2 separate regions of the Homo sapiens genome follow, and region 2 is linked to region 1. Evidence: chromatin contacts called from ENCODE Hi-C or POLR2A ChIA-PET data. All regions are on one chromosome and are shown on one strand. The core of a region is the stretch at or near the end of the contact, and the rest is flanking DNA. Distances in the headings are between cores, read along the strand shown.

Region 1 (2,700 bases), core at 163-2,662:
CAGATGTTTGCTTCTTCCCTTCCCTTCTCCTGTGAATAAAAGGGGCTGTTCACCTGACATGGCCTACCCTTAGGAAACTCAAGGTGCCTCTTTTTTTTTTCTGAGACAGAGTCTTGCTCTATTGCCCAGGCTGGAGTGCAGTGGCACGATCTTGGCTCACTACAACCTCTGCCTCCCGGATTCAAGCTATTCTCCTGCCTCAGCCTCCCCAGTAGCCGGGACTACAGGCACACGCCACCACGTCTGGCTAATTTTTGTATTTTTAGTAGAGACAGGGTTTCACCATATTGGCCAGGTTGGTCTCGAACTCCTGACCTCATGATCCGCCTGCCTTGGCCTCCCAAAGTGCTGGGATTACAGGCATGAACCATGATGTCCAGCCATGACCACTCTCTTTTCTATGTCCCTGGGGAGAGACCTCGAATTTTATTTGGAGCCTGTCTTTATAAAGACTCTAAATTGTGGCCAGGCACAGTGGCTCATGCCTGTAATCTGAGCACTTTAGGAAGCCGAGGCGGGTGGAGGTCAGGAGTTAGAGACCAGCCTGGCCAACACGGTGAAGCCCCATCTCTACTAAAAATACAAAAAATTAGCTGCGTATGGTGCCGCACACCTGTAATCCCCAGCTACTTGGGAGGCTGAGGCAGGAGAATCGCTTGAATCTGGGAGGTGGAGGTTGCAGTGAGCCAAGATGACACCACTGCACTCCAGCCTGGGCAACAGAGTAAGACTCCATCTCAAAAAAAAAAAAAAAAGACTCTAAATAGTGTTTATATATGGTGTATATATATATATATATCTTTGATGTATATCTTTGTCCATCAGGTCAGCTTGTTCTTTCGAAACCCTCTCCAGTCACTAGTTTTGTTGTCGTTGTTGTTGTCTGAGACGGAGTTTCGCGCTCGTCACCCAGGCTGGACTGCAATGGCATGATCTTGGCTCACTGCCACCTCCGCCTCCCAGGTTCTAGCAATTCTTCTGCCTCAGCCTCCCAAGTAGCTGGGATTACAGGTGCGGGCCACCACACCCAGCTAATTTTTTGTATTTTGAGTAGAGACGGCGTTTCACTGGTTCAGTGTTTGTACGTGAGTGCGTTCCCACAAATGGCAGTGTGTGCTGTGCGTGGTTTGGTAACCTTCATTGTTTTACTCCACAGCTTGTTTTGAGAGTCCCCTCCATTGAAACACGCACATCTAATTTGTCCTTCAGTTCGCTGGACTCCACGCTGAACGTGCCATGCTCCATTGCCCCGTGAGTAACTCCATGCTCTTGCCGGTTTCACACGGCCTCTCAGAGCTGGAGCCTTTGTTCAGGAGCCCTGGGCAGCTTTCAGGAAGCTCTTGGGCTCATCAGCTTCCTCTGGCTGAAGCCGCCCCAGTGGAATCATGGGGATTTCTTACTTTGAAGGTGGGGCCACCCGCAGACTGTAACCGGCTGGTTCAAGATCAAGGACTTCCCCAGGCCACCTGCCTCAGAGGCAAGAAAGGCTCAGCTGAGTCCCAGACACTCCTCGCTGTGGCCCCTCCTTCCTCCCTGCTGGGCAGGCCCCCCTCAATTCTGTTTGCCAGCAGGGCCTAGTAACACTGAAAGACGAAAAGGGAAATAAAATAAACACAATTAATAGGCTAAAGGTTACTGAATAAAGTGGCAGCAGTAAATAAATTGACTACTGTGCAAATACAAAGACATGAAGACATGAAACCCCTGCTCTAAATGACCACTCACCAAGAGCAAGGCCTGGGCTGGAGGCAGGGAGCACCTCCCTAAGGAGCACTCCCTCTTTCCCGGAGTGAGTCCTCCTTCTAGATGGAATTCAGTCCGGGTTCCTCTTGAGCCACAGTCCCTGTTGGGGCCTATCTCAGTGGACTCAAGATCCTGAACTTCTTCCAGATTGCTGACTACACATTTGAGTCACCCAGAGATTAAAAGAAAAAACAAATAATTTCCCAGTGATCAGGAGTAAATCAGCTGGGGCAGGGTTGGTGCTATGAATGACCACACTGATTTGTACACTTCACTGATTTGTAGTGTTTGCTATTTCCGTCGTGTAAATACTGCCAACATGGACAATCTTCAGTTGCTAATGGTTTACTAACTGGCTTGTAAATGAATTCATTCAGTATTCAAGAAAATGGCACTACATTTAGAAACATTTTGTAGCATTTCTTACTTTCTAAGAATTTCCAATAGACACCATGATCACTAAAAAATCATAACCAGGCTGGGGGCAGTGGCTCACGCCTATAATTCCAATAATTTGGGAGACCAAGGAGGGAAGATCACTTGAGGCCAGGAGTTTGAGACCAGCCTGGGCAACATAGCAAAGACTCCATCTCTACAAAAAAAAAAAAAAAAAAAAAAAAAAAAAGTTAGGCAGCTGGTGGCAGGCACCTGTGGTCCCAGCTATTCAGGAGGCTGAAGCAGGAGGATCACTTGAGCCCAGGAGGTTGAAGTTACACTGAGCCGTGATCACACCACTGCATTCCAAATAAAAACTAAATTAAAATATATATATATATATATATATATATTTTTTTTTTTTTTTTTTTTTTTTTTTTTTTTCTGAGACAGAGTCTAGCTCTGTGTCCAGACTGGAGTGCAGTGGCATGATCTCGGCAACCTCCACCTCCCAGGTTCAAGTGATTCTCCTGCCTCAGCCTCCGGAGTAGCTGGGATTACAGGCGTCTGCCACCACGCCCA
Region 2 (2,700 bases), core at 40-2,539, 130 kb after region 1:
ATAGTGTAACAAAATCAAAACATTAAAAATATAAGGCCTAAAACACAACAGATTCAGTTGTCAAACTACTAACATCTTTATTTTGTCAAGATATTTAACAATATTAAAAAGTTCAGATTTCTTCATGGTCATGTCTTTTACCAGCTTTTCAAAGATTCATTCAGTAGTAGAAACAGCCAAATGCTGCTACAACGCAGAATAAACTGTCCTAAAAAATAAATACAACACACACACACATCCAGAATGTTAGTACTAAAGAGGGAATGAGAGCAGCACAGGCAACTGAAACTAACACCATCTCAGATCTTTCCAATTTTTTTTTTCTTTTTTGAGACAGGGTGTCACTCTATCACCCAGGCTGGAGTGCAGTGGTGTGATCTCAGCTCACTGCAGCCTCGACCTCCTACACTCAGGCAATCCTTCTACCTCAGCCTCCAGAGTAGCTAGGACCACAGGTGCCTGCCACCATACCAGGCTAATTTTGTTTATTTTTTGTAAAGATGAGGTCTCACTATGTTGCCCAGGCTGTTCTTGAACTCCTGGGATCAAGCAATCCACCCATGTTGGTCTCCAAAAGTGCTGGGATCATAGGCGTGAGCCACCTCACCCAGCCACCAATTTTCAATCAGGAAGACTTTTTCCTTCTTCAAGAAGTGAAGGGTTTCCAGAGTATAGCTACACTATTGCTTGCCTGAGGGTGACTACAAAATTGCTTGCTAAAAGGTTAGGATGGGTAAAGAATTAGATTTTCTGAATGCAAAAATAAAATGTGAACTAATGAACTTTAGGTAATACATATTCATAAAATAATTATTCACATATTTCCTGATTTATCACAGAAATAATGTATGAAATGCTTTGAGTTTCTTGGAGTAAACTCCATTACTCATCCCAAGAAACCATATTATAAGTATCACTGATAATAAGAACAACAGGACCTTGTCATAAATTCTGGATAAGAGAAATAGTCTCTGGGTGTTTGTTCTTAATTGATAAAATTTACTTGTCCATCTTTTAGTTCAGAATCACAAAATGCTTTCCAGAGCCCAGTCAAATTGCTTAAAACATTTTTAGGCATTTATTACAAGATTTCCACCTGCCTCAGCAACTCCTGCACCACTAACCTCACCTCCAGCCTGGTAATGATGGGATTAAAACAATTCCAACTCAAGTACCTGATGATTAACCAAAAGCAAAATTCTTTGGTTTAGCCCAGCTCCCTGGCTCCTTGGGTGGATAACTCTGAACTGTGTTCTACGACAGTGCTGTGATAAAGGACCTGCTTTGTTTTTAACTTCCGGTCCTTCATGGAAGGATGCTTTTGTAAAATGCAATAAAAATAGGTAACTCAGAACATGAAATGAAAAAAAGGAACATACAAATACAGCCCCAATTTTTTTCTTAGATTCACTGCACAGAAGATTACTTTGTCAAATTGCTGTAAGAGTTTCTAAACCAACCCTTATACTCAGTGTATTGTTTACCTCATCATGGACCTGTAACAAACAGGTCACAGAGCCGTGCTGGTCTGTGCACCCCACTGTGAGTGGCCCTGTTCTACAGCACCACCCAGAGTTCTCCAACAGGACTGAGCCCTGTCATCCAGCAGTTTTCCGCTCAATACCACATGATTTTCCCTCCTTTCTCATTTCCTCTGCCTCTACTAATGTTTCCTGGAATCTCCCAAATAAAGTGCTTTTTTTTTGAGACAGAGTCTTGCCCTCTCGCCCAGGCTGGAGTGCAGTGGCACAATCTTGGCTCACTGCAACCTCCGCCCTCTGGGTTCAAGCAATTCTCCTGCCTCAGCCTCCCAAGTAGCTGGGACTACAGGCGCCCGCCACCTTGCCCGGCTAGTTTTTGTATTTTTAGTAGAGATGGGGTTTCACCATGTTGGCCAGGCTGGTCTTGAACTCCTGACCTCAGGTGATCCACCCGCCTCGGCCTCCCAGAGTGCTGGGATTACAGGCGTGAGCCACCACACCCAGCCTAAAGTTTTTTATTACATATTTGTTCATTTGAGTATTGAGTGGCCCCCACTGGATGTTAATAGGCAGAAACCATGCCTGTCTTATTCATCATTTTGTCCCTAGCCCCTCAGGTGCAGAAGCTGACACATAATAGGAGCTCAGAACTATTTGTTGAATGAATGAATTGTATCATCTAAAGATGCATTTTTTGGCCAGGCCCAGTGGCTCATGCCTGTAATCCCAGCACTTTGGGAGGCCAAAGCAGGCAGATCACCTGAGGTCAGGAGTTGGAGACCAGCCTGACCAAATAGTGAAACCTTGTCTCTACTAAAAAATACAAAAATTAGCCGAGCGTGGTGGCATGCACCTGTAGTCCCAGCTACTCGGGAGGCTGGGGCAGGAGAATTACTTGAACCTGGGAGGCAGAGGTTGCAGTGAGCCGTGATGGCACCACCACTCTCCAGCCTAGGTGACAGAGTGAGACTCCGTCTCAAAACAAACAAACAAGATGCATTTTTTTTTTTTTTTTTGAGACAGAGTCTCGCTCTGTCTCCAGGCTGGAGTACAGTGGCACAATCTCGCCTCACTGCAACCTCTGCCTCCCAGGTTCAAGCAATTCTCCTGCCTCAGCCTCCCGAGTAGCTGGGATTACAGGCACCCAACACCACACCTGGCTAATTTTTGTATTTTTAGTAGAGACGGGGTTTCAGCATGTTGGCCAGGATGGTCTCAA

Evidence for each region. A loop is a pair of places that touch in the nucleus more often than their neighbours do. ChIA-PET counts read pairs that join two places held with the same protein, here RNA polymerase II (POLR2A). Pooled maps may share reads with other maps.
Region 2: a pooled map shows a loop between it and region 1 (3-fold over the local background). The contact joins two enhancer-like sites. A Hi-C loop is called at or near these places in 2 of 50 pooled maps. POLR2A ChIA-PET finds 5 or more read pairs at or near these places in 4 of 52 experiments (GM12878, WTC11, activated CD4-positive, alpha-beta T cell and 1 more).

The regions. Positions count from the first base shown.
Region 1 is chr3:196,158,744-196,161,443 of GRCh38, forward strand. It overlaps LINC00885 (long intergenic non-protein coding RNA 885), which reads left to right. Exons shown (of 3, transcript NR_034088.1): 3 at 1,157-2,147. Among named protein-coding and RNA genes, the nearest start is that of LINC00885, 17 kb to the left of the region's middle. RefSeq lists enhancers at 1,124-1,193, 1,214-1,413 and a silencer at 1,714-1,763. Within about 2 kb of position 1,413, at least 17 of the 41 ENCODE cell types and tissues checked have a DNase peak (open chromatin) inside an H3K27ac peak, as active enhancers do; they include GM12878, where a contact is called at or near this core.
Region 2 is chr3:196,291,167-196,293,866 of GRCh38, forward strand. DYNLT2B (dynein light chain Tctex-type 2B) reads right to left here. Exons shown (of 5, transcript NM_152773.5): 5 at 53-208. The coding sequence ends at 161. Among named protein-coding and RNA genes, the nearest start is that of PCYT1A, 4.8 kb to the left of the region's middle. RefSeq lists an enhancer at 1,581-1,670. Within about 2 kb of position 1,290, at least 3 of the 41 ENCODE cell types and tissues checked have a DNase peak (open chromatin) inside an H3K27ac peak, as active enhancers do; they include GM12878, where a contact is called at or near this core.